Linked DNA regions of Homo sapiens: all the other regions are linked to region 1. Evidence: chromatin loops called from intact Hi-C (ENCODE). Cell type or tissue: heart left ventricle. All regions are shown on one strand. Each heading gives the region's core, and the rest is flanking DNA. Links, peaks and the distances in the headings are about the cores only. Region 1 has its middle 90 kb from the start of ZNF385D. Region 2 has its middle 23 kb from the start of ZNF385D. Region 3 has its middle 36 kb from the start of ZNF385D.

What was found. Hi-C counts contacts between places; a loop is a spot of excess contacts. Peaks named below come from ENCODE experiments on the same cell type or tissue, not always from the same donor. Only the 100,000 strongest peaks of a DNase experiment are listed, where the experiment ranks them.
Region 2: it touches region 1 in a loop (2.2-fold over the local background); 4 of 110 quality-filtered maps call a loop at or near these places.
Region 3: a loop joins it to region 1, with 1.9 times the contacts of the local background. A loop is called at or near these places in 10 of 110 quality-filtered maps.

The regions. Positions count from the first base shown.
Region 1 is chr3:21,835,732-21,846,186 of GRCh38, reverse strand. It overlaps a transcript of ZNF385D not described here. Among named protein-coding and RNA genes, the nearest start is that of ZNF385D, 90 kb to the right of the region's middle. In heart left ventricle, for the core only: a CTCF peak has its summit at 6,312 (motif pointing right); no DNase peak of the experiment used is centred there; H3K27ac peaks cover 607 bases.
Region 2 is chr3:21,768,552-21,779,006 of GRCh38, reverse strand. It overlaps a transcript of ZNF385D not described here. Among named protein-coding and RNA genes, the nearest start is that of ZNF385D, 23 kb to the right of the region's middle. In heart left ventricle, for the core only: no CTCF peak of the experiment used is centred there; no DNase peak of the experiment used is centred there.
Region 3 is chr3:21,782,347-21,792,801 of GRCh38, reverse strand. It overlaps a transcript of ZNF385D not described here. Among named protein-coding and RNA genes, the nearest start is that of ZNF385D, 36 kb to the right of the region's middle. In heart left ventricle, for the core only: no CTCF peak of the experiment used is centred there; no DNase peak of the experiment used is centred there; H3K27ac peaks cover 1,424 bases.

The DNA.
Region 1 (10,455 bases), core at 3,366-8,365:
GTTGGCCTGTTTCCCTAGCTGTACAGTTATATCTAAGACATCTTTCCACAGCAAAGACTAATATGTAATTGCAATTATTTTTCCAACTCCTGTGACCCCGATGGACACAGCCTAAGTGTTCATTCAGACTTTGGGGAAGAAATGTTTTCTGTATGTTACTAGCAGGCTCCTCAGCCTTCAGAAGTGTAGCGTAGGTCTCAGGGTGAGCATGCTTTAAGTACTTTACATATTGTGTAAAGCTACTTCACAGTTATTATCAACAAGATTAATTTATTTTTGCTCTGGGAGCCTCTTTTTTGTGTGAATCTCTAAATATTTTTCCATATTCAGGCGTATTTTCTTAATCTGACATTGATGTAGAAATTGCAGTCAAGCCTCTCCTTTACAAGTTAAAGACGTTGATTCTTAGAAGCTCTCATTAACCACGAAAATCGCATTTCTAGTAATCAAGACTTTTAAGCCTTCTCACTGAAGATCCTGATGTTATAATATGGCAAATGTGGCTGAGGTTATTTGGGTGTTTCTTCAGGGGATATATTTATACATCAGAAAGAACTTACAGGACTGTAAAAAAGAAAGTCCTTCTAGGAGGGATTGCAATGTTGAGAGGTTTTCTAGATTAAGTGGAAACTGGTGTGGTTTGTTCAGTTTATCTTTCTAAAATATAACACAGAGAAAATTTATTTTTACTTAGAAATATCTTTGTATCAGCTGAGGGAGTAGATTTCATATCTGAAAAGGGATTTAAAGAGAAGAAAGAGAAGGAGAAGAAGAGAGAGAAAATATAATAGCGTTAGTCGTAGGAGCTACTGTGTACTTCGTGCTTTTATGCCTGAGTTTATGCTACAACCAAAATTATCATTGCTATTATATTCCATTAGACCAAAAGTCACATTTATGCAGTTTCCTCCAGGCAAATTTAAATCTCAATACTGTTTTTCTTCTTTATGTTTAATCTCAGGAAGCTCTATTCTATAAGAGGCAGCAAATTTGCAGCACAGACATGCAACCTATAATCTGGCATTCGTAGAAGTAGACTAGAGAATAAATGACTAACCATAATTCTGACATTTTAACTCTTAAGTTATTCTCTTGAATAAAAATGTCGCAAAGCAACTTTAAGACCTGCGTTAACATTTCTTTTCTCTTTTTTCTTTTTCTTCTCTTATTTATTTACATGTTTGCCTTCGTTCATGATTTGGCAGTACATCAACACATGTTTTAAAGTGTTAGAAAAACAATAGCTCTGTAAGTGAAACCTACATCTATAAAACCAATTCTAAAGTCCACCAAGATCTCTTAAATTATCTCAGTGTATGCTATATACTGATACTTGTATTTGTGAGGTTGAACAAGGCAACTCTGAAAAATTTCAGTAAAATTGATCATTTTTTTGCCTTCCAAAACTAAATGAAAATACTAGCATCAGGTAGAATGTGAACAATTTAGTGACAGTGCAATTTTGCTGATTGTAACAAATTCCCATAGGCCTCAATATTTCAGATTTTAAGCATCTTGCACCAGGTGAACTTTAAAAATGATGTCATGCACTGAATTTGGATTGAATGTTTACCATGCAAAACTTAACATCTTTCCTTTTGGTTTGGTGATTTATCATTTTTAAAAGGCTTTCCTATTTGATTTTTGTAATCAGAGAATGTTTTCTAATCAGAGAATGTTATCCTCCACTTGACACATAGGGAAAGTGAGCTTCGGACAACTTTAGCATCCAGGTTGCCTATCAAAATCCCCAAGAAAGCACCATCTATAATGGCTAATCATCAAAATCCCCAAGAAAGCACCATCTATAATGTCTAATCAGCTGGTAAGCTAGAATAAAGCCAGTGATCCTCTGTTCTCAATTGAGGATAAATTTCCTTTAATAAAAACACTCTTATGATATTGTATTTTGAAGAATGAAACAAAACCACAATAAAAAATAATAACAAAAACCCTCCTCTCTTGGCACGAATTTCCTAATTTGTAAAACAAATGTACTAAATCTTACTTGTCCTGTACTGTCTACCTCTCAGGGTTGTTTTAAGGTTAAATTACATAAGATAGTGAAAATCCCGTAAAATATATGTTAAATATCTCCAAATCTCCCATCTCTGCCAGATATCATCCTTGTAAATTCCAACACAATTCCTAGAACAAGACTTTCTACTTTTTGTGTGACGCATTACTTGCTATGTTATTTTATATTTATTTATGAATGTATCTTATCTCCCTACTAGAGTTCCTTTTGTGCACATTCTATGTCTGTTTCAACTTTGTTCCCCAGCAGGAAATGAGATGCTTTGAATGGAGTGGTTGATGATTAGAATAAAAGAATGAAATGTTCTCCCCTCATCTGGAAGATACCATGCTACCACCTGGGACCCTTTGAATTGTTTCTGTCAAAGTTCATATTGAAATAACTCTTTCATTAAGAATTCACCATCTGCTGGGTTTCATTTCTTTTCAAAATTGGTAATGACTTGATTATTCCCCTTTATCATCTTCTGACTTTAATACATGCCTGCTATTGATAACTGCTTGGTTCTATTCATTTTTGTATTCTTGAAGTGCCTAGTACAGTATCCTCTATATTTTAATAGCTCAATATATTAATACATTTTGGTTGGATTAACATATAAATAGATGTTAGTAATTGTTCCAACCTTGAATCAGAGTCTACCTCTCACGTGCTTGGGCTACAGAGCATGATAAATATGACTTTGTATCTCCTGAGCTCACTTTTCTAAAGTGGACAACAGGCTCGCATTTCTCTTAGGCTGAAACATATCCTCAGGGATAATTCAAATGGTCAGGATAATTCCCCTGGTCCACTAATGTCACATTGGTGACCTTCTTGACTAGGCCGATGATAAGTCCCCCAACAAAGAGCAAAGTGATAAAGGAGCTACGGTTAATCCCCTGAGTGCTTCTACCTGCTGGTTCTTAAACCTTTTTCCCCAACCCAAAAGTTCAGTGTCTTTATACTATCTTCTAACTGCTCAGAGAGCCCCACACAATGATTGTCCTGTTCAGCTTGTCTTGAAATGAGACAAGAACATTCTCTTGCAATTATCTAAGAACTACTCTCCAGGATAAATAGTTTCCAATAAAAGCCAACTCTAGCTTCTAAAGGATCTCTTCTTAAAAGCTTTTATGCTAAACTATTTCAAATAAGGACCAAGCTTTTGCTCTAAACTATTTCAAATAAGGACCAAGCATTCTGCATGTAATGCAGTGCAATTTGAAAGAGAATAGATTTTCAGAAGTGCGCCAACCATGTCTGGCAGATTACCATTTATTTGACATAAATGGAAGAGACCAAAATGATCTTATTTTGAATTCTGTTTTTAGAAATGTCCTTATCAAAATAATTTTTCTGCATTAGCTTAACTGCTGTTTGATAGCAAATCAAAGGTAGAATTAACCAAAGCTGAAAGTATTGTACTTCTCTACCATTGTGGCATTCAAAAGGTGATGGATTGACTGCATCACTGAATGAAATAAGAAAAGGCTTTCATTCCACTTACAGAGTTTTACAACTGGAAAACAGAAATTTGGATATAAATTCACATCCTCAGACCAGTATGTAAACAACCATCCCAAAGATCTAATTACAGGGTTAATATTTAAAAGCATTGCCATGAGTATCTGTGATGGCCCTAGAGAGCCTGTGTCGACCAAATGGGGCTTGAAGTCATCTTTCATGATTACCAATCACTGGCCTTTCACATATGAGTCAAATTCAATTCATAACGGCTGGATTCAAGGTAGGGGAAATTCACATAGGCAATAGGAATCAGATCTGATAGAAATCAAATCTCAGGCCAAAATTCATTCTCCTTCCCTTCCCATCTTGCTCCTTTTTCTCCCAAAACCCTAATAGCACATATATTCAAAATGAGAGGTATTTTAAATTGCATTTCTATTGTTCCAGAGAGTAGCTGCTCTATCAGCCTGGGATTCAGAGCAGAGCAGAGCAGAATCCAAGGTGACTTGCAACATTGAGAAAAGATTACATATTGAATTATTATTGATAACCAGTTATCTGTCATTGGTTTTTCATCTGAAAGAGAAAGCAGCTTTAAAATAACATATAGTTTTAAATTTAACAAAAAATCTAAATTTTAGAAATGATAAAAATTATACAAATACATTTTCAATTATATATTCCATTTTATATATTATACAAATACATTTTCAATTATATAGATTCAATTATATATGTGTGTTTGTGTATGTGTGTATATATATGTATATATGTGTATATATACATATATGTATGTATTTCTGAGGCGTGACTTGTTAGAGAAAGAATAGAAACAAAAAAAGTATAAAGGCACAGAAAAATATGTATGAATTGCGAATTTACAAACTTAAAAAATGTTATAACAAAATACATCAAAAATTAAACCAATAAAGTCAAGGTCTTCCTAAATTAAGTAAAAATTTAAGCAAAATGAAAAGTGTGTGTAATTTGGAAGAATTATGCATACTTATACTTGTGTTTAATAACTTAAGTATTCCAAAGAACCCCTAAAAATGACAAGAAAAATAAAATGGAAGCGATTGAATGGACATAAACAGGCTATTCACAAAAATGGAAAATTTTCAGCCTTATCAGTGGTCAGGATAATACAATTAAAACGAAGAGCTATTATCATTGTGCTCATAAAATTAGCAAAACTTACGACTTGTAACCTAGAATGCTCCGTGGGAAGATAAATTAATACAGTAGTCTGACTTTTTTTAAAATGAAATGTTCTTTAATTCAACAATGTCAATTCTGGGAATTGATCTCAGGAGAATTCAAAGGATCTCAGCTTACAATTATACATAAATGGATATTTATAGCAACACTGTAGTAGAAAAACCTTGGAAGTAATCTGAACACCCATCAGTGCAGGAATAATTGAATAAATAATGTGCATCTATTTTTGGTATTACTATGAAGCTATTAAAGAGAATGAGTTACGTCTGTTATCACTGGTCTGTAGGGATGCCCACGATATGCAGTTTAGTAAAAAACACAAGCTGCAGAGTAATATACATAGTAGGTGCCATCATTGCTCTGAATGTCCTTGCTTCATTGCCTTTGACGATTCTTTTCTCATGAAACTTGCTAACAGTCTCTTACCATCTGTATGTCTAATTCTTCTTTCACATTCATATTCACCAGGAGCCTCAGTTTGTCAGGGAAGCTAAATTGACCAACCCAGATTGGATACATGTCCACTACCTGTGCCTTCAGTTTATCCTGAGCAGGTCTCAGTCATAGACATTTATTCAACTCTTGGTTTCTTTTAGACAGCAAACTCTTTGAAGCCAGGGATGATTGATCTCCTCTCAGCATTTTCAATATAATAAGTATATGTAGTGATTGACATAAGGGGGTAATTTATCAAACTTTTTTGAATGAATGAAAAAAAGTGCGGTCCAACCACATTCCAAAAGCAAATGTATAAATAAATAATGGTAGAGTATTAGAACTGGATGGAAACATCACCAAATACTGAAGAGTGTCATTTGCTAAGAGTTTTAATACCGAAGCAACGGTTTCCAGCTTATGGGTCGCCAAATCCCAAATGCATTCATATGCCAACGTTGGATTAAAAACAAAACTTTTCTTGAAAATTCCCAGTTGCCCATAAAGCACAAAATCTTTAGTATTGGGCATACCGTTATTCTTGTGTTTGCTAAAGGTTGAGCACTATTCAACTAGACAAAAGGAAGGAGTGCAATGTCGATATGAAGATATCAGGGAATAGGAAGCATGCTATCTTTAAAAGAACGGTTATATCCCTTACAAAGCCCTCTGAGGGGTAGAAAAGTAAAAGTGATACCACTTGCCTCCAGCTCTTCTCTATTCTGTTTTAATTTTAGGTCTTTGAAGTCTGAATTTGTCTTAATTGTTTGTTTCTGTGAGGGTTAAGTGAGCCACATCTTACCCCATGTCTTGCATGTGTAATACTTACATACTACTTTTGAATGCATGTATACCCTCTGTTGTCACTGAAATACAAATTCAGTTTAAAACATCATTGAATTTATTTAGGCTTTTGATTATCTGTACCTTCTCAAAAATATGCGTATAAAAAGCAAATTATTATCAAAAGAGGTTATCACATTCTTCTTTTTTCCACTTATAACAGGGTCCTCACACCCAAAAACGTTGAAAAATAATTACCTAAATATAAAGCAGTATAGGCACAAGCATCAAACAACATGTTTATCTGAACATAATTGAGAGAGATTTGCAGTCCGGTGTAAGGCTGTGCGCTCTCGGTCTTTAGGTGCACAGTGGGAGGCAATTTCTGACCCCTCCAGTAGAGGGAGACCTGGAGATCAGTTCTGGCCAGTAATACATGTGGGAGTAATGAGGGTCAAGTGCAGGTCAGGCATTTGATTGCTGGTATGTGACTCTCCAGGGATCACTTTTTCCACTGCTACAGCATCTGGGAAATGTTCCAAATAATGGCTGTTCTGTCAGCTGAGTCTTAAAGTGAAGGCAAAGTGATGTGGTCTGGAGTCAGAGCTGACCCATAAAGATCATTGTGTGGGGCAAGAAATACATCTTTACTCTTGTAAGCAACTGAAATTGTCGGCCTCTTAGTTATCATAGAAAAAGCTAGCCTCTCTTGCCTAATAGAGTTTCTGCTATTTGAGTTTTTCTTGGGAGCTATTTAATTACATCAATTGGCTTTTAATTGTACCTTGGAACTGGACATAGTTTAGGAAAGTGAGAGATTTTAGAGAAGAAGCTAGGCGCCAAAGACTGGCTATACTGGTTTAGTCATCTTTTATGATGAGTTTGTAACAGATGATGAGCTTTTGGACTGTGAAGTCAAAACCATTTTTGTGGCTGGTGTTTCACTTAGCTAGCTACTCCTGAGAATTTCATAATATGAGATTTTAAAATGTGGTTGGTTGATTAACTGGTTGTTAAAAATTATGTGATGATACTAAAAAAATGTTACCAAAAAAATGGAAGTGACTAGTTTTCAGAAAAGGCCATAGGGCTTAATGATTAAGGCTTGGAGTTAGAAAGACCAAGGACAGAATTTTGACTTTGCATTTATAGCCATTTGATAATCGTTAATTATGTTAATCAAAGATTATCTTCTAATAACCTTTAATTATTATTAAAAATATTTTTATCTTTTTAGCCACAGTTGCCTCATTCATCCAATGTGAATTGTAATAATAGAAAGTACTTCATAGACTGCTGTAAGCATCGACAGAAAAAATATGAAAAATGTTTTATATGTTCCCACGGTTATTGTTTAGTTTGTGGTGTTATTATTATGAGCAAGTTATATCACCTCTAAGAAGCATCTTTTCTCACACTTTAACATCTCTGAAATCAAGACACCTATTAAAATTGGTGATATTTTATAATTATAGTTACTGGATGATATATAAGTTAGCATGTAACTTACAATAGATGGCATCTTAGATTTGAAGAGACAGGGTTGTGATCATATTATTAACAGGGTTTCTAGCTAGGGCTCATTTGAGCATCATAGATGGATAAGGCCAGTTTGCTATCCTTTAAACATAAAAAACCGTGACCTTCCAGAACTTCTCTTTTCCATCACTTTGACAATTGACACTCAAAGCCGCTATTGTTTTTTAGTGGCTGTTGGGAATTTTCTTCCTAGTGCCTTAGAGTGTCGGTGTGATATTCTAGGCAAAAAGGTCTTATAGCTGAATTAAAAACACTCAAACAGGAAGGCTGGCCTCTTCATTGTTGATTCGCATCTAAATTCATTATGAGAAGTGCTGGAAGCTGTTCACAAACAAGATTCTGACTGACCATCACCTTTGTTTTTAGCATATATACCATACATAACTATACTTATCTCCCAGATCCTCCAAGTACCTGTCTTGAAAACTTTCCCTTACATATTTGAGCTTCTCAATAGCATTTTACTCATGCTTATCACCTGCATTGTCTCCCCAGGCAATCTTCTTGAATTTTCCATATTACCAAAATGATGAGAGCCAACACAAACCAATTTTGTAACAATACCTGTTCTTCCAAACACTGTTCTTCTGTGTTACTCTGGGAATTCATTGTTAATCTTTATAATCATGCCATTAAGATTGCTACTGTTAATGTGCAGTTATGAAGATCTAAATGCTTTGAAATAAAAGGGATAATGTAGGCCCATAGGCTCCACAAACCCTGAGAGAAGTATGAAATGGTAGACTGCATGGTGGCCACAAATTTTTCCCTTCCTCTACTCACCGTCATTTGCAATATTATTTTACTACTCCAGAGGTGGAGTCTATTTCTCCAATTTTTTTTTTTTTTTTGAGATGGAGTCTCACACTGTTACCAGGCTGGAATGCAGTGGTGCTATCTTGGCTCACTGCAACCTCCACCTCTCGGGTTCAAGCAATTCTCTTGTCTCAGCCTCCTGAGTAGCTGGGACTACAGGCGCACGCCACCACACCCAGCTAATTTTTATATTTTTAGTAGAGACGAAGTTTCACCATGTTGGCCAGGATGACCTTGATCTCTTAACCTCGTGATCTGCCTGCCTCAGCCTCCCAAAGTGTCAAGATTACAGGTGTGAGCCACTGCACCTGGCCTCTCCAACCTTTTAAATCCAAGCTGGTATTCTGACTTGCTCTGAACAATAAGTTGCAGAAAACATGTCATCTAAATTCCAAAGCCATGCACCTGTACTCACTTGGAGCACTACCCTGAACCCACCATACCATGAAGAAGCCTGGGATGTAGAAAGAGAGGCCTAGCCATCCCAACTGAACCATCTGATTCCAGACCCCTATCTACCTCCCAGCTGAAAACAGCTACATGAGAAAACACAGGCCAGATTAGCACAAGGACCTTGCAGACAACCCACCATACTTCTGGACATAGTAAATTGCTGTTGTTTGAAGACACTAAATTTTGAATGGTTTTTATACATGGACTGATGACTGAAAGAAGTCAAAGGCTTTCAACTGCTAGAATAGATTTCTCTGAATTAGAGTCTGAAAGAAGGAGGGAGGCCTGTAGAGAGAAATTTGGCAATGACATATAAAAAAAATTTCACTTAGCTTTGTTTCTGTCACTCCAATGCTAGCATCATATGAAAAAATTTATACTTTAAAGAGCTTTAAGGATACATACCTTGAATTTTTTACAGCCCTTTTATGAAGCCATCAGAAAGTGCATTTCAAACAAGTTTCATGTTTCTCCTTAAAAATTTCTCATATTGTGACATATGGAGGTGACAGGATCAGCTCAAGGAGGGAAGAGAAGAAGAGTGGAATAAGCCAAATGATTATTCCCGGTTCTCACCATTCTAAGATATTTAAGCTGGGGTGGGTCTACGGCAGCGTCTGCAAACTACCTTATATTTTTGTACATTGTGAGCCGAGAATGTTTTTTACATTTGTTTAATGGCCAAAATAGAAAATAAAAATAATATTTTATATATGTAAAATGTATATAAAATTCAAATCTTAGTGTCTATAAGTAAAGTTTTATGAGAACACAGCTGTGCTCCTTCGTTTACATACTATGGTTTCTTTTTGGCTACAATAGTAGAGTTGAGTGGCTGTGATAGAGGCTGTGTGCAAGTCTAACGTGCTTACTATCTATCTGGCTCCTTACAGAAAAAGTTTGGCAACTTTTGTTCTAGGATGGAGATTTGAGAATTTTCTTTTAGGTCTCTGTAATGTGTTATATCCCATGGCAGTGTTTGTGAATCCATAAATAAACACACCCAGCTGACTGTCTCAACCTCACTCTCACAGTCTTCATATCTTGTTTGTTGAATATGCAGAAGTGTAAAGGTATCTATGTCCTAAGTTTGCTTAGGGTAAGAGATGAGGGGAAGAGAGAGCTAGAGAACAGTAGATCAGAGTAAGTGTTTGATGATACTTTAATCGAAAAAGTGACACGAAAATGATTTAATGCGCCTCCATATTTATGTTTTTCTCTTGATATCTCTTTCTAATAACTTTTGTTTATAGACCAAAGCAGTTTTTGAAGAGTCAGAAGACTAAACAATGAACAGCATTAGCCCTAAAAATAACTTTTTTTCCCCAAAATTTGCTTCCATAATCTGCAATTAAAAGTTCTGCAAAAGAAGTTATTGTAACAGTGTACCTAACAGTAGATAAACTGTGAAAGTGCTGGGCATAATTTTCTTTACCTGTCTGATCTTCATAGGCACCCAGACATCTATAGACTATTCACTCCTCACCTCAACTCAAAATGGTGTTCTTATTAAGGCACTTCATGATTTTTAAAAATCATATTTGGAATATATTAATATACTTTGCCTCTACAACAAATGAGGGATTATGGAATATAATCTCAGGATCCCAAATTGACAGAGACATTTAGTTGGAGGGACAATTATTGGTAGGCCTAGAATAATATTTTTTGTTTTTCTGGAAATGACACACCATTAGTTATGAAATGGAGGAATGTAAAAG
Region 2 (10,455 bases), core at 1,303-6,302, 65 kb after region 1:
CCTTTTCCAACCTGGTTCTCCATGGGGCAAAATTTAGTTCTCACTGCTGTAACAGGCTAGGTTTGTTGTCTTTAGAAAAGCAGGGATATTAATAGGACCTGGTCCTCATATAGTAATGTTCCAGACTATGTGCCAGACAGTGATTTTGTTTCATTAAAATAGTCTTTTCATCACAATATTTTTCCTTGAGTTTGTGGCTGTTTATCAAACACTTAACCACAGTGGCTTATTGATTTGGGTAAAACTGACTCATAACGAGATCATTTGGGGAATTTCTATTTGGATTTTTTAAATTATTTTAATTAAATTATAAAATTAAATATAGTCCTCTTTTTGTATTGTGAGAAATCAGAAGTGATATAAAGATATGTGATGTGATTTTTCTGCCTCAGTTGAGACAGGTATATATATATGTGTATATTTCTGATTGTAGATTTTGTTTTTCGCGAACCATGCTCTGAATCAGAATTGTTTCTCTGAATTTTCAAGAGCTGTCAGTGATAGCTTGCCTGATAGACTACAGGGTGCTTCGATGTTTAGATTACCCCTGTGAGATGAATAGGAAATGGGACTTGCCTTATTTCTGAACTCAGCCGTGCCACCTTTCGCTCAGGCTCTTTGTATCTCTGCGGGTAGGGATAAAATGAAGTAGTTGGGAGGAGCTTTGAAGACAGATGGCTAGGTGTGTTGGGGAAAGAAATAAGTGTGTTTGTGGTGAGAAATGTTTCTTTAAAAGCCAGTAAATGAAAATGCTTCCAGTGAGAGGCACGTCTCAGAAGTGGTAAACAAGAGCCTGAGAAAATTGGGTATCACTGTTTCTAAATGAGGGGCACTGATTGGCTTTCTTTCTAACTGTGGAGTGTTTAAATTTTTGCATTGAGTGTGTATGTTGTAAGTTGCTAAAACTTCTAAGGGAATTATATTAGTTTGCCATTGCTGTTTAACAAACCACCCTAGAACTCATTAACTTAAAACAGCAGTTACTTATTATGTCTATTACTGGAGACACACTGCATATCATCTGGGGTCTGTTTGATCAAGGCTTGGCTCAGCTGGATGGGTTTGCTTCAGCTGGACAATTCCGCTTCTTATGTCAGGTTTTAAGCTAGCTAGGGTGTCTCTGTTCCACATGTCTCTCTTTTTCCTTGGACCAAGAGACTCAGCAGGGTAGGTTTTTCTCATCGTGATGCCAGAGACATAAGAAAGCTAGGCTAAAATATGGCAGAGCTCATTCTATTAGTCAAACTGGTCACAAAACCAAGTACAAAATAAGGCAGTAGTTGAAATATAATATGCCTTATTAGGGAAAAGAATTGCAAAGTTGCATGGCAGAGGGCATGGATATGAAGAAGGGTGAAAAATCAGGCCCAAAGACGCAGTCTCCAATGGGAAGATCTATGTAAGCAACTTCACAAATGTTATAATGAATTTAAGTATGAAGTTCATACAGTGTTTCAAATGATTCTTCTCTCTCTGTCTGATCATGTTGAAAGCCTTTCTTCCCAATGCACCGTCAGAGAATAGGCTGCATTCAGAACTTGGTGACTATCTGTCAACTAAGTTGGTGCTGAGATAACCCATGAACATGATGCTTTGCCCATCTCCTCTCACCATCCTGCCCCAACCTCGGTAGAGAGAGAGGGCATTTAGGGAGGATGTGGAGTAGAGGAAAGGCTTTTATGCAGAATTTTATAAATATTTATTTTTTTAAAAGGTAAATTCAGGCTGATGTGATGAAAATGAGTTCTTGACAAAGATCAAAAAATGGTTTGAGTCAGAGTGGATTTATCAAAATGCAATTATTTTAAACAAAACAGAACTTTGCAATTGCATACAGAAGCTAGTCCCTCAAAACCTACTGGGGACATTTTCTAGTTTACATAATGTAATTAAATTCAAGCCTGATGATTTCAAATGTATCCCACAGACATTATTGGCAACACGGTCCCATGTGGGGAAAAGGCTGAGGAAGTAAGTAGCATGTTTGGGGGCCAAGAGAAAGTTAGAAAATCATATCTAAAGCTCACAGCAATTGTTTGCAGGGATTCCTCTTTAGCACCGTTCAGCAGCTATGGGGAGAGAACTGGGAACTTTTCTGGAACTAGTATTCACTCTAAAACCTATCTGTGTCTTTGGACAGGAGAAAAAGTTTCAGTTTCTGCCCACAGGAATAGCAAATGTGCCTTTCTCATGGAGTTCTGGTAGCCGTAAAGAATAATGTTTCTTTTTGCTTTGTGTAATTATGATTTGTAAACATCACTTGTATATATTCTTTGTTCAACTTTACTTTCCTTTTTATGATAATTGCTGATGCTACACTTAGACATTATATTTCCAGAATCTCATATAAAGTTTATTTTTTAGTTATCTCTAAATTACATTAAGTACCTTAGGTAAGGTAAACATGATCATCAATAGAAAAATAATCAAGGGATAGGAAGACAAATTCACAAAATTACTTCAGTCATTAACTTATCTTAATAAAAGAATGATAAATACAAATAATGACAGAATGCTAGTTGTTGTGTATCAGATTTAACACACACATACGTCGTTCTTTTTTAAAGGATATTCAGTGCTGGTTATGGTGGAGTAAAACTGAGCCGTCACACACGGCGCTCATGTGATGTGATTGTAAATTGGCACGATCTTTTGAGAGAGCAATTGAACAGTATGTACCAAAATTATTTGCAGCAATTTTACCCTTTAACCTAGTATTACATTTCAAGGCTTTATCCAAGGAAACAATAAGTAATAAGCACAAAAACTAATGGAGGAGGATGTCCTTTGCCATTCTATATTTAACAATGAAAATTTGGAAAATATCTAAGTGTCCAAAATAAAAGAATGTGTATGTAAATATGACACACTCATAATATAGGATATAATTAAATAATTAACATATTTTGCATAATTTTAATGACAGAAGATTTTGATTGTATAATATACAAAAAATTTGAAATACAAAGAAATACTATAAAATTTTAATATGTAAAAAATGGACATCACAATATATTAAACTATATAATTGAGTATCTGAAAGAAAATACTATTAGCAGTATTTGTGTAAGGAATTATGAGTACTTATTTTCTTCTTTACATTATTTTTTAAAATTTTTCTAATATTTAAAAAAGAGCATGTCTTAATTTTATAATTACTGGAAAACGCTATTTATACAAATGAGCTCTAGAAAGAAATGTGTACTAACTATAGCTCAGACAATCTAAAAATTTACTCTAGAAGGATATTCTTAAATCAATAAGAAAATGATTAATTATTTCCTGTCATCGAATACTTTGTATATTTCAGTATAAAATTTAATTTGGGGGAATACAAAAACAACAAACATCTATGAAGGAGGAAATAATGTACAAATAACCGAAATCATCATGATAAGTTACGGAAGACTTCGATTTTGAAATTAGATACAATATAGGGTCTTAATTGCTAAAGAAATAGCCAGGAGGAGTTCAACTTCTCAGAGCTGTAAATAGGTTCACTGAGAGTTTAGACTATTTTTGGAGTAATAGAGCAATAAAAGCAGTACTTTCCAAGCCCTCCTTTATCCCCCACTTTCTTCCTTTTTTTATTTTTATTTTTAATTTTTTTTAGCTAGCAGAGGCAATTCCTCACTGGTCATAACTTTCAAATGACCTTGGTAAGTAGCAGGTGATGGTGCCAAGAATGAAAGCTCTAGGCTGATTTAGGAAACAGGTGCCAATTCTTGCTGCAAATACTTTGCAACCCTGCATTAAAGAGTTAATAAAAAAGGAAACATAAGTGACACAGAAGCAAAAGATACTCAAAGCCCACCCTTCATCCAGATGAATTTACTTGATTTTCCATGAGTACTTTACAGTTTTGATGATTTCCTGCTTCTTGAGTCACTCCTTATGTGATGGAGCTGGCTTACACTCTCTTGCAAGAGTAAATTATGCTCATCTCTTCTCAGGTTATGTCATTTGTACTTATACCATGAAATTGATGTGTTGGTGGGAGTATTTTAACTGCAGTGGTTGACAAATGATACAAGTCAGGGCTTTGCCTCTCTAGAAAGCCAGTTGGTTTTTACCAGCATACTATTACCTGGACCTATCCTCTCAGTTTTAGACCCTTAGTTTGACTGCCTCATGTCATTCTATTTCCCTGTTTCAAAAATATTATAAACATCATATCCAAATTTGTTAACTTTTCCCCTAAGCTGGACATCTTTAAAGTTCTCTAAGTACCCATTTCAGTGACAGGTACTGAACTGGGAAAGCCAAAATCATGTTATTCTTAATTACATCTACTCCTTCATCAACCCCATCACAGCCCATCATCATTTATCTAGTCAACAAAATCTCTTAAATATGTCTCTAATCACTTCTCTCTATCTCTGCACCTACCATAATATTTTTCCTGAACATTTTTACTTCTCTGTGACTAATCTTTGGGCTTTGTGATTCCATGGAATAGAGACTCTACTCCCTATTTCCCATCTCCTGTTTCCATCAGAGCATCCCATTGGCCTCCATTTTTAAAGATGTCTTCATTTGACTCCTGTTTTGTTTTGTTTTTGATTCCAACTTTTATTTTAAATTTGGGGGTACATGTGTAGGATGTGCATGTTTGTTACATAGGTCAATGTGTGCCATGGTGGTTTGCTGCACAGATCATCCCATCACCTAGGATTAATCCCAGCATCCATTAGCTATTCTCCCTGATGCTCTCCCTCCTCTCACCACCCCCACCCTCTGACAGGCCCCCGTGTGTGTTGTTTCCCCACTATGTGTCCATGTCTTCTCATCATTCAGCTCCCACTTATAAGTGAGGACATGCACTATTTGATTTCTGTTCCTGCATTAGTTTGCTGAGGAGAGTAGCATCCAGCTCCATCCATGTCCCTGAAAAGGACATTATCTTGTTCCTTTTTAAGGCTGTATAGTATTCCATGGTGTATATGTACCACATTTTCTTTACGCAGTCTATCATTGATGGGCATTTGGGTTGACTCCATGTCTTGACTATTGTGAATAGTGCTGCAATGAACATATGTGTGCATGTATCTTTACAATAGAATGATTTATAATCCTTTGGGTGTACACCCAGTAATGTGATTGCTGGGTCAAATGGTATTTCTGCCTCTAGGTCTTTGAGGAATTGCCACAGCATCTTCCACAATGGTTGAACTAATTTACACTCCCACCAAGTGTAAAAGCATTCCTTTTTCTCCACAACCTCACCAGCAGTTGTTTTTTTTTTGACTTTTTAATAATATCCATTCTGACTGGCATGAGATGGTATCTATTGTAGTTTTGATTTTCATTTCTCTAATGATCAGGGATGGTGGGCTTGTTAACATATGTTTGTGGGCTGCATGTATGTAGTCTTTTGAGAAGTGTCTGTTTGTGTTCTTTGCCCACTTTTTAATGGGATTGTTTGTTTTTTTTCTTGTAAATTCATTTAAGTTCCTTGTAGATTCTGGATATTAGACTTTTGTCAGATGGATAGATTGCAAAAAAATTTCTCTGATTCTTTAGGTTGTCTGTTTACTCTGATGTAGTTTCCTTTGCCGTGCAGAAGCTCTTTAGTTTAATGAGATTCCATTTGTCAATTTTTGCTTTTGCTGCAATTGCTTTTGGAGTCTTCATCATAAAATCTTTCATGGGCAAAGACTCCTGTTTTTAAAAGAGAAACCTATTCCAAAGAGAAGACTAAGAGGCTTGAACTTTCCAGGTATAAAAGCACAAAATGGTAAATATCTTTTATTTTCTCTTTCCAATTTTATTTTTGTTGTGTTAAAATACATTATAACAAAATTTACCATCTTAACCACTTTTCACTGTACAGTTCAATGGTATTAAACGTATTCATAATGTTGTGCAACCATTACCACCTTTATCACCTTAACTCTTTTCATCTTGTAAAACTGAAATAAAATCCCCATTAAATAAGATCTCCCCATTTTTCTCTCCCCCATCTCCAGCAACCACCATTCTACTTACTGTCTCTATGATTTTGACTACTCTAAGTACCTCATAAAAGTGGAATCATACAGTATTTGTCTTTTAGTGATTGGCTATTTCACTTAGCATGTTCTCAAGATTCTTCTATGTTGCAGCACATCAAAATTTTCTTCATTTTTAAGGCTGAATGATATTCCATTGTGCATATGTATGCTACATTTTGGTTATCCGGTCATCTGTCAGTGGACACTTGGGTTGCTTCCAGATTTTAGCAATTGTGAATAACACTGTTATGAACGTAGGTGTTCAAATATCTCTTTGCAACTCTATTTCATTTCTTTTAGAAACTGAATTGAAAGTGAAATTGCTCAATCATATGGTAATCCCATTTTTAATTTTTGAAGTATCACCATACCGTTTTCCACAATGACTATACTGTTTTACATTCCCACCAACAATGCACAAGTGTTTCAATTTCTCCTCCTCTTCATCAATACGTTATTTTCTTTTTTCCCACTGTAATGCATGTGAAATATCTCATTTTGTTTTGATGTGCATTTCTCTAATGTTTGTGAGCATCTTTTCATATGCTTATTCACCATTTGCATATTATCTTTGGAAAAATATTTATTCAAGTTCTTTGTCCATTTTCTAATCAGCTTGTTTTTTTGTTGTTGTTGTTAAGTTTTAGGAGTTCTCTCTATATTCTGGCTATTAATCTGTTATCAGATACTTGATTTGCAAATATTGTCTTCCATTCTGTGAATTGCCTTTCTACTCTGCTGATAGTATCTTTTGGAGAACATTTTTAAAAAATTTTTATAAAGTTGTGTTTGGCTAGTTTTTCTTTAATTTCCTATGCCTTTTCTGTGATATCCAAGAAATCATGGCTAAATCCAATGTGATCAAATTTTGTCCTATGTTTTCTTCTAGAAGCGTTATATTTCTCGTTCTTATATTTAAGCCTTTAATCCATTGTGACTTAATTTTTTACATGGTTTTAGATAACAGTCCATTTACATTCTTTTGCTTGTAGATATCCAGTTTTCCCAGAACTGTTTGTTGAAGAGATTACTTGTTCCTCATTGAATTGTCTTACCACCCTTGTCAAAAGTAATTTGACCATCTGTATGAGGGTTTATTTCTGGGCTTTCTATTCTATTCCATTGGTTTATATGCCTCAATGCCAGTATCACCCTATTTTGAATACTGTAGCTTTGCAGTATGTTTTAAAATCAGTAAGTGTGAGTCCTCCATCTTTGTTATTTATTTTCAAGATTGTATTTGCTATTTATGGTCTTACTTAGTTTATTAACCATTGCTTCCCCTCCCTCCCCCATCTTGATGGTCTTGTCTCTTGGTCTCGGGAAGATGCTCTTCCTGGCTGTATGTAGTCACCCATCTTGGCTCTTCTTGCTATCTCTATTTTATTCACATTCTACTTTCTTGATTTTTTTTCACATCTTTCTTCAACTGTTCGAGCATCTTTAAGGTAATTGTGTTGAAGTTTTTGTCTGGTAGAGTTGTCATCAAGTCTTTTTTAGGAACAATTTCTGTTGACTTATTTTTTCCTTTTGAATGTTCCATACATTTCTATTCCTTTTTATGTCTTGCGATTTTATTTTCTTGCTAAAAACTGGACATTTAAATCTAATAATGTGGTAACTCTGAAAATTCTATTACCCCTTTCCCCAGGGCTTTCTGTATTATATATTTATTTCTTATTGTTTTTGTTTTGTTGATTGTTTTAGGCTGTGCCTGTGCCAAGGATCAACCAGAGGTGTACATTTAAGGCTTCCTCAGGTTTTTTTTTTTATTATTATACTTTAAGTTCTAGGGTACATGTCCACAACGTGCAGGTTTGTCACATATGTATACATGTGCCATGTTGGTGTGCTGCACCCATTAACTCGTCATTTACATTAGGTATATCTCCTAATGCTATCCCTCTCCCCTCCCCCGACCCCACAACAGGCCCCAGTGTGTGATGTTCCCCTTCCTGTGTCCAAGTGTTTTCATTGTTCAATTCCCACCTATGAGTGAGAACATGTGGTGTTTGGCTTTTTTGTCCTTGCAACAGTTTGCTGAGAATGATGGTTTCCAGCTTCATCCATGTCCCTACAAAGGACATGAACTCATCCTTTTTTATGGCTGCATTGTATTCCATGGTGTATATGTGCCACATTTTCTTAATCCAATCTATCATTGTTGGACATTTGGGTTGGTTCCAAGTCTTTGCTATTGTGAGTAGTACCGCAATAAACATACGTGTGCATGTGTCTTTATAGCAGCATGATTTATAATCATTTGGGAATATACCCAGTAATGGGATGGCTGGGTCAAATGGTATTTCTAGTTCTAGATCCCTGAGGAATAACCACACTGTCTTCCGCAATGGTCGAACTAGTTTACAGTCCCACCAACAGTGTAAAAGTGTCCCTATTTCTCCACATCCTCTCCAGCACCTGTTGTTTCCTCACTTTTTAATGATCGCCATTCTAACTGGTGTGAGATGGTATCTCATTGTGGTTTTGATTTGCATTTATCTGATGGCCAGTGATGGTGAGCATTTTTTCATGTGTCTTTTGGCTGCATAAATGTCTTCTTTTGAGAAGTGTCTGTTCATATACTTTGCCCACTTTTTGATGGGGTTCCTTGTTTTTTTCTTGTAAATTTGTTTGAGTTCTTTGTAGATTCTGGATATTAGCCCTTTGTCAGATGAGTTGATTACAACAATTTTCTTCCATTCTGTAGGTTGCCTGTTCACTCTGATGGTAGTTTCTTTTGCTGTGCAGAAGCTCTTTAGTTTAATTAGATCCCATTTGTCAATTTTTGGCTTTTGTTGCCATTGCTTTTGGTGTTTTAGACATGAAGTCCTTGCGCATGCCTATGTCCTGAATGATATTGCCTAGGTTTTCTTCTAGGGTTTGTATGGTTTTAGGTCTAACATGTAAGTCTTTAATCCATCTTGAATTAATTTTTGTATAAGGTATAAGGAAGGGATCCAGTTTCCGCTTTCTCCATATGGCAAGCCAGTTTTCCCAGCACCATTTGTAAAATAGGGAATCCGTTCCCCATTGCTTGTTTTTGTCAGTTTTGTCAAAGATCAGATAGTTGTAGATGTGTGGTATTATTTCTGAGGGCTCTGTTCTGTTCCATTGGTCTATATCTCTGTTTTGGTACCAGTACCATGCTGTTTTGGTTACTATAGCCTTGTAGTATAGTTTGAAGTCAGGTAGTGTGATGCCTCCAGCTTTTTTCTTTTGGCTTAGGATTGACTTGGCAATGCGGGCTCTTTTTTGGTTCCATATGAACTTTAAAGTAGTTTTTTCCAATTCTGTGAAGAAAGTCATTGGGAGCTTGATGGGGATGGCATTGAATCTATAAATTACCTTGGGCAGTATGGCCATTTTCATGATATTGATTCTTCCTATCCATGAGCATGGAATGTTCTTCCATTTGTTTGTATCCTCTTTTATTTCCTTGAGCAGTGGTTTATAGTTCTCCTTGAAGAGGTCCTTCACATCCCTTGTAAGTTGGATTCCTAGGTATTTTATTCTCTTTGAAGCAATTGTGAATGGGAGTTCACTCATGATTTGGCTCTCTTGTGTGTCTGTTATTGGTGTATAAGAATGCATGTGATTTTTGCACACTGATTTTGTATCCTGAGACTTTGCCGAAGTTGCTTATCGGCTTAAGGAGATTTTGGGCTGAGACGACGGGGTTTTCTAGATATACAATCATGTCATCTGCAAAACAGGGACAATTTGACTTCCTCTTTTCCTAATTGAATACCCTTTATTTCTTTCTCCTGCCTGATTGCCCTGGCCAGAACTTCCAACACCATGTTGAATAGGAGTGGAGAGAGAGGGCATCCCTGTCTTGTGCCAGTTTTCAAAGGGAATGTTTCCAGTTTTTGCCCATTCAGTATGATATTATCTCAATAGATGCAGAAAGGGCCTTTGACAAAATTCAACAGCCCTTCATGCTAAAAACTCTCAATAAATTAGGTATTGATGGGACGTAACTAAAAATAATAAGAGCTATTTATAACAATCCCGGTTTTTGTTTTTGTTTTTGTTTTCCTGAGCCTGTGACTTTCCCTGGGAATGCACAGTCAACTTTCTAAATTTCCCATTTATTTAGTAGTTTTCCTAGTCTTTAATGTCTGACTCCAAAAAGAAGAAATATAGAATAATCAAAGGAGGGAAAAAATGGTTGCTGATTTGTTATTTCAACTGGGGATGGGGCGTTCGTCCCCAGCTGAAACTCATTTCAATGGGGGACGGTGGGTTCGTAACAATGGAGGGAAGTACAACAGCAGTAACTACCCACCTCTTGGTCTGTAACTCTGTGATCAGAAACAGTCAGTGATCAAAGCACATATTCCCAATATTTGGAAGACAAAGTCTTTTTTTCTACCCTGGTTCCTATGAGCTATGTGCAATTTATTTCAGGAGCAGGTGCACAGCTGCCTGTCATAGGGCTGTGTTGGGGAGGGGTTGC
Region 3 (10,455 bases), core at 4,683-9,682, 55 kb after region 1:
AGATGAAAGCTATTCTTTTAATCTTAAGAATCTGGACATTGAACTTTATGCAATTGGGAGTAAGGGTCCTCTTTTGAGGAGTGAGCAGGACGGGAAATGACTAAAAGGGGGTCTAGGGCCTGCTTTTTGCTGTGTGTGCAAGTCTCCTGCATGGCCCCCTGGACATCTGCTTCGGGTTCCCACAACTCCTAGGGGCTAAGAAAGTCTTTAGCAGTTCAAAGATCCTATAGACCAAGGATGTAAAGATTCTTTCTCTAAAGAGCCAGCTACTAACTATTTTAGGTATTCCATGGCAGATGGTCTCCAGCGGAATACTCAACTGTGCCATTGTAGCCTGAAAGCCACCATAGACAATAAGCAAACAAATAGGTGTGGCTATCTTCCAATAAAAAGTTATTTAGAAAAACAGGTGGCAGGCCAGATTTAGTCTGAGGGCTGTAGTGGGGTAGGGGAAATGTTTACTTCCCTAGAGACAAAGAGTGGTTGTCACAACTCAATAAATCTCCAGGTTCTTCTTTTAATGGAGGGAACAAAGTGCTCTATGAAAGAACAGCATGTCTTTGTCATTGAATATTAAAATCAAGAGGGGCATCAGAATGTATCTGCCCCATCACTTCATTTATAGATATGGAAATTATGCCCCAGAAAAACTAATTGCTCAAAACAATATAATTTATTGATGAAAGAAGTCCCAAAGTTTGGGCCCTCCATCTTTTGATTCTCAAATGTCTTTTGCAGAAAAGACCAAATAGAATATAAAAATGATTAGGGCCGGGCACAGTGGCTCACGCCTGGAATCCCAGCACTTTGGGAGGCTGAGGTAGGTGGATCACGAGGTCAGGAGATCGAGACCATCCTAGCCAAGATGGTGAAACCCCGTCTCTACTAAATAAACAAAAATTAGCTGGGCGTGGTGGCACGTGCCTGTAATCCCAGCTACTCGGGAGGCTGAGGCAGGAGAATTGCTTGAACCAGGGAGTCGGAGGTTGCAGTGAGCCGAGATCGCGCCACTACACTCCAGCCTGATGACAGAGTGAGATGCCATCTCAACAACAACCAAAAAAAACGATTAGATCCAGGCTTAATATGTAGACTGTGAGTAACTATTACTTAAACTTTCTAAACTTTGTATTAGTTTTCATTTTGATTCATAATGTTAGAGGCCATTAAATAGTGAAAACCGTTAGAGCTGCTAATGTTTTGTAAAATGTTCACTGGGGAACTCAAGTCTCTAAGCACTGGCAGAATTTCAGACTTTTGTCTCCAAAGCAGGACAGGAAATTGAAGGAGCCAGATTTCTTCTTGGGGAAAGGAGTTCCTCCTTAAATCCTCTGATTTTAAGGGGCAAATTATCTGAAGTGAAGACATTTTTGGGATACCTCCTGCTTCTTGTCACTATTGCTCATAGTTAAATGTTTTTCATTTGTCCCCTAATATCACATGCCACTGCATATTTTATGTTTGTTTCTTACTTTGAGCCACTGAAGGAATTTGTTTTTTGGGTTATTGTTGTTGTTAAAAATGGCCCCACATCAAAACAGCTTACTTAGTTGGAGGCAAACTAGTCACGTTGCAGCAGACTGATTAAAAAAAATGTCCATTGTGTTCTTTTTACATACCTCAGAAAAGGACAGAAAACATGCAATAAAGCTTATAAATGCTGCATTGACCTTTATAAAGGCATTTACTTCTCATGAAAAGTACTTGTGATTTTTAGAGCTATAACCTCTGGTAAATTGAGAATAAAGTTGCTTGTTATTCTGAAATGGCGCTATGCCTGCTTGGTTCAAGTGCCACTAGTTCTGTGTATTTCTTCGCATTGGTTTATGCTGTTTTTTTGTTTCCTTACCCCTTGTTGTAACATATGTGACAACTTAGGAAGCAGGAAGAGAAAATAAATAGTCCTAAAGGACAAGCAAAAAAATCTAGCTATCAAATTTCACATTCTATAAATTTACAATCTTTACGAAGAAACAAATTAACTTCAATAATAAGGAAACTCCTTAAGAAAATCTGAGCATATGCTTAATTCTCATATGGAGAGAGAAAAGTCAAACATAAAAAGACCTAGTCTGCCAAGGTTTAAATAGCAACTTGTGCCTCTGCAGAAATGATTTTCCTTGAGAAAATTTCCCATATGCTGGGTATGAAGTCCATCTGCAAATGTAATACCCAGATGCTCACCCTCCCCTTCCAAAAAAGCTGCATTCTGACTGCACATCTTCTGTGCCCTAGAGAACTGATAAAGGAATGACATTTTCTTCTCTTTATTTTTTTCAGTAATCTTTTTTCATTTTAAAAGAAATACAAGTATAACTATAGAAAATATTTAAACTTCAAAAAAATTACAAAGAAACAGCAATCACCCCAAATCTTATCACCAACAGATAACTCTGTGTGTTAGTTCTACATAAGTAAAATCATACTCCTTTCCCTTTTGTATAATTTGATCAATCTTTCCATTCTTCCTCAACACCATCTATTTTAGCAGGAGTATGATGAGAATTGGCATCTAATGTATCTTTATGAGCCACTTTTTTAATTGAAAAAAAGCCACATATGCATCGATTTTTAAAGCTCAGAATATTGAAAGAGTTTTGAATGCAATCTGAATCTGTCCCCCGAGACTTCTTCCTCAGAGGCCAACATTGTTAGCAGTTTAATACATGTCCTCCCAAAGTCTTTTTATCCATGAGCATAGATAGTTATGTGTGTGTTTGTGTCTTGTAGAGTATATGTGCTATGCTCTACATCTTGGCCCTTTCATTTAATAGTTACTGAAGATTTCATGTACATCTATCTGAGGCTAGTAACAGCTTGAAAGTGTTTCATTTTGAAGTCTGACTGTGTTAGCCAATTTCCTGTTAAGAGCTTTTCATCCCCTTACCCAATATTCTTGTCATAATCTGACAACAGTGACAAGTTGAAAGAACCCAAGAAGCCACATACACAAAGGTTGTAGAATATTCATTTATTATGGCCCCAAATTGGTTACGGTATAAGTGATGATGCAGCTATCTTGCTGAATATTTTAAGCATTTTACATCTTTGTTTAGTATTTAATTTCTTTCCTTGATTTATCTTTTTTTACATAAACATGCAAATCAGGAATTTTCTAAATACAGGCAAATGAGGCTCTTTTCTGACCATGTAAATCAGTGATGTCTACCTTTATTCTTCAGAAAGAGGTATTTGCAGTAAGGCAGTTAAAAGGAATCTATTAAGGTTTTTGCTTTTTATTAATCTGTATATATGTGTGTGTGCTTACACATGTGTATATGTGTGTGTGTCTGTGTGTGTGCATTTAACAAATGAACACATGCCCATAGTTGAGTGAAAGTCAGATAGTGCTTTAAGGTTTAGAGCAACAACAACAAAACCAACATTCTGCCCTAGATCTCCCCACTCCCAAGTACTGATCAGTGGAAGCTGCCACTTTGAATTCTCCTATATATTTCTTCTGGGGTTTATATTTTTCTTACTAATAACAGGAGTGTCTTGCTCTTGGTTGATTTATCATTGTAGGCAGTATATCTCAAATTTCTAAATTAGAATGCCACACATACCCTCCCCCATTCTCCAAAGATAATTATATTATAGATTTAATTAAATCAGTATTTTATGTTTTCTTTATTATGCCTTTGAATCCACTGTTCATGGTGGAACCAAGTAATGGCCTACAATTACTTTTGCTTTATTGAACAATTTCTTTTTATTTTTCTAGGAGTTAAATATTGTCTTAATTTTTTTTTCTTGCTTATGGTTGGGAAGATACTTTTTTCCACAACTTCCAATAGCACATGGTCTCATCTGTCAGAAAATCTATCTGCTCCATTCTTTTTTTGTTCTTCTGTCCTCATGCTCTCTGACCTCCTGCCCTAATCCAGACCAGCAGGTCTCAAGGCTTTCTGTGCAGCTGTTATAGCACAGCGTCTCATTGGCCACATTGGCCAGTGCCTTGGACATTTCTGAACTTCTACAGTTGTTGGATCCCAAGATTCCTGTGTCCCGTATTTCATGTTGTCCCTAGCAAGACTGTTGCCTCCTTTGAATGAAGCATGTCTTACAGTGGAGAGGAAGAGCATGGAGGAGTTTATTCTTTTAAAAATGCACATATGCCCCCGAATCAAAAATTTAAAAAAGCAACAGAAAAATAAAAATGTAGTGTCTCAAAAATTTGAAAGTTGTTTTTCTTACTGATGGCCTAACATGGATTGATTCAAAGACAATGTACTAAGAAAAGCTACGTGGTTTCAGGACACTGAAAATGAGAACAAAATTTCTGATTAAAGACAGAGACACATGTCACATTTGTCTCTAGGTAATTCAGAGTCTCGCTCTATCCCCCAGGCTGGAGTGCAGTGGGTGCAGTCTCAGCTCACTGCAACCTCTGCCTCCCAGGTTTAAACGATTCTCATGCCTCAGCCCCCCAAGTAGCTGGGATTACAGGCGCCTGCCACCAAGCCCGGCTAATTTTGTATTTTTAGTAGAAACGGGGTTTCCCCGCATTGGCCAGGCTGGTCTCCAACTCCTGACCTCAGGTGATTCACTCACCTCGGCCTCCCGAAGTGCTGAGATAACAGGCGTGAGCCACTGCGCCCGCCCCATCTTACTATCTTTCTATTTCTACTCGATGGAAGATACCTTTAACTTAACCTTCTAATAGTTCTATTGATAATGTAATTATTCCTATCATAATTTTAATTTCGTAGAGCTCTTCTTAGCTCATTTGCATCACATCATTCTTTTGGGTTTTTTTAATGGGCACAATATTAATTTCTGCTTCTCTGAGGTTATTAACTATTGCTCTCTCTCTCTCTTTTTTTTTTTTTTTTTTTTTTTTTTTTTTTTTTTTTTGTTGAGACGAAGTCTCGCTCTGTCGCCCAGGCTGGAGTGCAGTGGCTCGATCTCGCCTCTCTGCAAGCTCCGCCTCCCGGGTTCACGCCATTCTCCTGCCTCAGCCTCCCGAGTTATTGCTCTCTTTTTTTAAAAAAGTACGCTCTTCTTCCCCTAACATTGCCTCTCTGAATTTTATCCTCAATTGTTTTGGCCTCTGCTTTTCATGATGGAGGCTTTCCTCAAATATGTTGTGATCTTCCTGTCCGTTCATATTTAAGAATGGCATGTTAATGAATTGATGGCAGTGCTTGTGGCCTGGTGATTTTCATTGCAGGGTGATTGGGTAGGAAGCTGGCTTTTCCTTGACAGCCTCCAAAATGTCAGTGTCTGAACGGCCTTTCTCTGGAATCTTACTGTTTCTCCTAAGAAAGGGCTTCTACTCTTCCATAGGACAGTGTGTGTGGTTAGTGGTGTGCTGGATATTAGCATCTGGATAAGGAGTAGGGGCACGGGGCTTAGGGGTGGGTATTCCCATTTAGTTTTTAGACTTTAACTAAATACATCTATTTTTGTTTTAGCTCTTCACTTCTCACCACTTCTTTTCTTTGTGCCCATGTTCCCACTTAGTGAGTCTTCGAAGTCCATTTTCTCAGTTGGAGAAAGAGGAGAGGAGGGGAAGGAGGTATGCTCTCTGTTTGCACCCACACCTGAGGTACCTCACACCTTCTATCATTGAGCGATTAGAGGATCTGAGAGTTCAGTGAGCTGATCTTTCATCAGTAACCCCCCAGATAGTTACTTGAAGCCTCCACTACTTTGCTTTATCAGGTGTTTTTTCCTCCATTCTCTTTATCTTCCAAAAATGATTTGATATCACTTATCTATTATTGTTTGCTCTCTTATTACTATGCTCTCATTGATTAATACTTTTTAAAATTCCTTGTCATTTAAGTGTGGTTTCAGGCAAGAATGAAGATAAACACGTGTTCAATTCACACTATTTTCTTATTAGGTTTAAATAAATATAAAATTTTCATCTTTTTCTTTGTAGCATAATTCCCCAAATAATATAATGGACTACTTCACATGGGCTTAGGAAAGTATATTTGGACACTTAGCTTGGGAATTCGTTTCTGGTTTAAAAGATAAGGTTTGTTTATACAAAAAAAGAAATCTGTTGATTTCATTCATTAGCATATGTTCACGGACATGGCAAAAGCATAATGCTAAAAAAATTACTTAGATGCAACTTGGTTTTATGAATTACCAAGCAGAAAAGTATAAATGGCCTTATTATTCTGTCACCACTAATGCTGTACTGTTCCAGATCACAGTTTTTGCACAATGGGAGATATTTGAAAGTTGTTTTTCTTACTGATGGCCTAGCATAGATTGATTCAAAGATAATGTACTAAGAAAAGCTACGTGGTTTCAGGGCACTGAAAATGAGAACAAAATTTCTGATTAAAGACTTCTGAATAATTCTTTCTGGAGGCACTATATCCCATTTGCTGTGAATTGTGTATGTTTAAAATCTGAAATATGCCAAAGCAAACAACGAAGAAAAAAAAAATGCCGACTTCCCTAAAGGAGTACTGTGTTCTCAAACCTTTCTTGGCTTTTTCTTGGACTGGGACGGTCAAAAACATTTCTAGTAAGGACATTTACTGGCATGCCGTGCGTAGGACACAGTGACCTGTCTTTTCCCAATACAGGCAGTAGGGAAGTATTAGCACTTAGAGAAGCTTATAAAGTCCTTCGTGAGGAATCCTAGAAAAGGAGTGTCAAAGAAAGCTGAGTTTGAGTCCCAGTTCTGTTTACGTTTGTGATGTTGAACAGTTTATGAACCTCTGAGAACCTCTCCATTAGGATAATAAAAGCATCAATATCACACATGATTTTTATGAAGGTTAAATGAAGTCACATGGTAAAAAAAAAAAGGGTAAAGTAACAGCACTTGGGATAAGTCACATGCTCCACACTTCCTGCTTTTGTTTCTCGCTTTCTCACACCAAGGTCAAGCTTGGTTGCCAGTGCAGCCTCTATGGAAATGAAGTATTGAGTTTATGTGATTGCAGGCTAATCAGTGGGGAAAAGCAATTGCCACATTCAGTACAGTTAGTCAAATAGGTTTATATATTTCTCCATGGGTCATGAAACAAAAGTGTCCTATTTACCTTCAAATTTTCCAGCAAAGTGTCACAAGGGATGAAATAGATACTTAACAGGTGTTTGTTGAATTGAGTTTGTTATTGTGTTATGATAACTATGAACAGAAAGGGAGAAACAATGTAGCAAAATGGTTAAAATACTTCAAAATGTCACTTATATGTGAAATCTAAAGTAGTGAAATTTATAGAATCAGTGAGTAGGATGGTGGTTGCCAGAGGCTGAGGAGATACCAGGAAGGTGAGTGATGGTTAAAGGGTACAAAGCTTTAGCTATTCAAGTTTCTGGACATCGAATGCACAACACTGTACCTGTAGTTATTAATATTGCATAGTGTACTGAAAATTTGCTAAGAGGGCAAATATTTGGTGAGAACATTCTTAAGTGTTCTCACACACACATATATATACACACAAAAAAAATGATGGTAACTGTAGGAAATGATGAATATGTGAATAAGCTTAACTGTGATTATTTCTCAATGTGCATGTATATGAAATCATCAAGTTATGAACCATATATATATATAATTTTTAATGGTCAATTATTCCTCAATAAAGCTAGAAAATATATGGGGCTCAGATATACCACCGACCAGGGTTTCCATTCTAGCTGCTCTCTTAATAGTTACGTGATTTGGGGGCAAATTATTAAAAAGCTTTTATCCTCCATTTTCACAAGTCCAACCTCCCCGGTCAGTGCAGGGAACCAGGGGTGACGCCACTGTGAAGTGCATGCATGGATTGTGTGTGTGCATCTATGTTAGAGCTAAACTAGGAAGAGGTGAGTGAGTACCTGCCTCAGATAGCATTTAAGGGGTCACCAAAAACAACAGTAATCAAGATAAATAATATTTGAATGCAACATTTAAAAAAATTAAAATGCAAAAAAGTCCATGATAAATTAAAGATCAAATTTTGAAATAAAAATCACAATCAGTAACAGTGCCATGTGGAGCCATGTTGGAGCCTAAGGCAGGGAGAGACATCACTAAAATTGACCCTGTCCTTATTTAAAATTTTGATATTTTCTTTGTTATAGGTTCTTTTTTGCATTAATTATGACTTTTTAAAATATCTTAAAATAGGAAATGTCTAAAACATCATGTTATATACTTAAATATATATACAATTTAAAAATACATTAATTAATTAATTAAAGTACTATTTATCTTGACCACTGAGATGTTTAGTGCCCTCTAAATTTTGTGTCCAAGTGCAGTTCCTTACTGCCCTCACCTAGTCTATGCCCTAATCAGGCATAATTTTTCTCTATCTAAATATATATTAGTGTAACTTTACACGTTACTTAAAAGTAGACTATTTGAATTTCTTTATCGCTTCCATTTATCTGAAATCTATATATTAACACACTTAAAGCACACAAAAGAGAAGTGCATCAACCTTAGAAATTCTTGGTGCCAAAAAAAAGATGGTTAAAGTGATTGTGCTCATATTTTTCAGAGTAACACCAAAAGGTAAGTAAATAAGTGGCCCACATTGAGAGCTGGCTAGGAAGAGACCTTCTGTTTTTAAGAATATCTACCCAATGGCCAATTATAGTTTGCTTTAAACATGGATTTTGAAGCCTTAATAACATTCTCCTGCTTTATAGGCTGGTTTTAAAGTTTTATTCTTGGCAGACTTCTCTTCCAGTAACTTGTTCCTAATACCCATAGTTCACTAAATGACAAACTTCTTACAGGAGACTGATAAGCACGTGTGTGAGAGAACCTGACTGCCTGCTGAATTAGTCTGGCAATGCTGATAACACTGTACTGCAGTCTGTGAGTCCTGATTGAAAAAAAGGAAAAGAAAAAAGAAATCTCTGCCACAACTTTCTTTCTGGAAGACTTGCTTACATACTGTATTTTTAGTCTTGTCATAGGAAGTGGGTGTCGATCAAGATATTTTAGGAAACGCTTGACTTTCCCTCGCTATATTGTGAGCTGTTTAATGTTTCCTTTTTCAAATAATGTCCCCACATTTGTAAAGGGAAAAAAATCAGTTGACTTTGCCTGAAGCTGCTATTTTATTTTATTATTATTTGTAAAGAGCATCTTTTACCTGGTGCCTTTGTGCTTCTGTTACGGTGTTCTTCGTGCATGCAGAGAAGTCAGGTAAGGAGCCAGACATGGTGGGAACAAGGACGGAGAAATTGCTGGTTCTGAATGCAATGAGACTGAATGGGCTCTCTTAAGGGCTCAGTGCTATTACATTAAACAATGCTGTTAGAGTGTCCCAGGTGTTTGAGGGTGATTTTCTGAATTTATGCTCTAGGTAGGCAGTCGATAAAAAATAAGGTCTCTCCAAAAATATTATATCAAATGGTAACATACAGTAGCATTTAAATGTCTTCGTAGGAGAAGGTGCTGTTTCCCTTCTCCTACTCCAAAGATTTCATTGAAGGTCTCTACTCTGGCTCTCCTTTTTCCCTCTGTTCCACTGGAAATATTTGAGACTCCCTGGGAGAGCCCAATTTTGAATATAATTTAATGGAAGCCCTGACCAAACTAAACCCATTGCACATAAACCCTTGTATTTATTAATGGCTTATTCATTACCTATCCAGGCTCTTCATTTTTCAAGTTGTTTCAGATGCCATGTATTTACAATCTGAAAATTCCAAGACGTGAAAGTTCATAAATAGAATTTATCAAAGAAATATTGTATTAGCCTCCTATGTTGATCTTGAAATATTGATCCAAAAATCAGGAGAGTAGTGATCAGTTACCAATCGTGAAGATCTAGCAAGAATAGCAGGGTAAGGGTCAGGGCTATAAGTAGAAATTGCAATCGAGGTGTGACTATTTTAGTTAATAGTTAGCTTCTTCGAGTTGGAATGCAATTATAATTGCATAACGAATTTTCATATAAGTAAGCCTAATTGTCCAGGATGTGATATAACCAGGTTAAGTTACATTTCTGTTCTTCCTCCCCGCTCATCCTCTGATAAAACATACCATGACCTACATTTTTATTATTTCAATGCATTTTATCACTCTCACCCTAAGAGTAATGGTAGAGAACTAACACATATCAGACACATTCTAAAAGTAGTAGAACATATTTTCCAAAAATCTTGTCCAATTTAATTCTCCAAATAATCCTAAGAAAAATAGAGTTACATTTGTTATGTATATTAGGCGTGTTTTTTACTTGAAACAATTTCAGAGACGTTAAGTAACCTGTTCAAAGCACGGAGATAGCAAATCTGGAGAGGTTTAAAGGTAAATACAGTTTGGAAAAGGAGACACAAATGACATTAATTATCTATGCACAGTGTGACAATTAAAATGATCAAATTCTAGATAAAACAACCCTGAATTAGAAGCTCATTTGTCTTGAGTTAACTGGTGACCTTAAACGAACATCCTAAGTCTCTCCATGCCTCAGTTTCCTAATTTATAAAAGAAATATTTAAACTCTCTGACTCCTGAATTTCCTC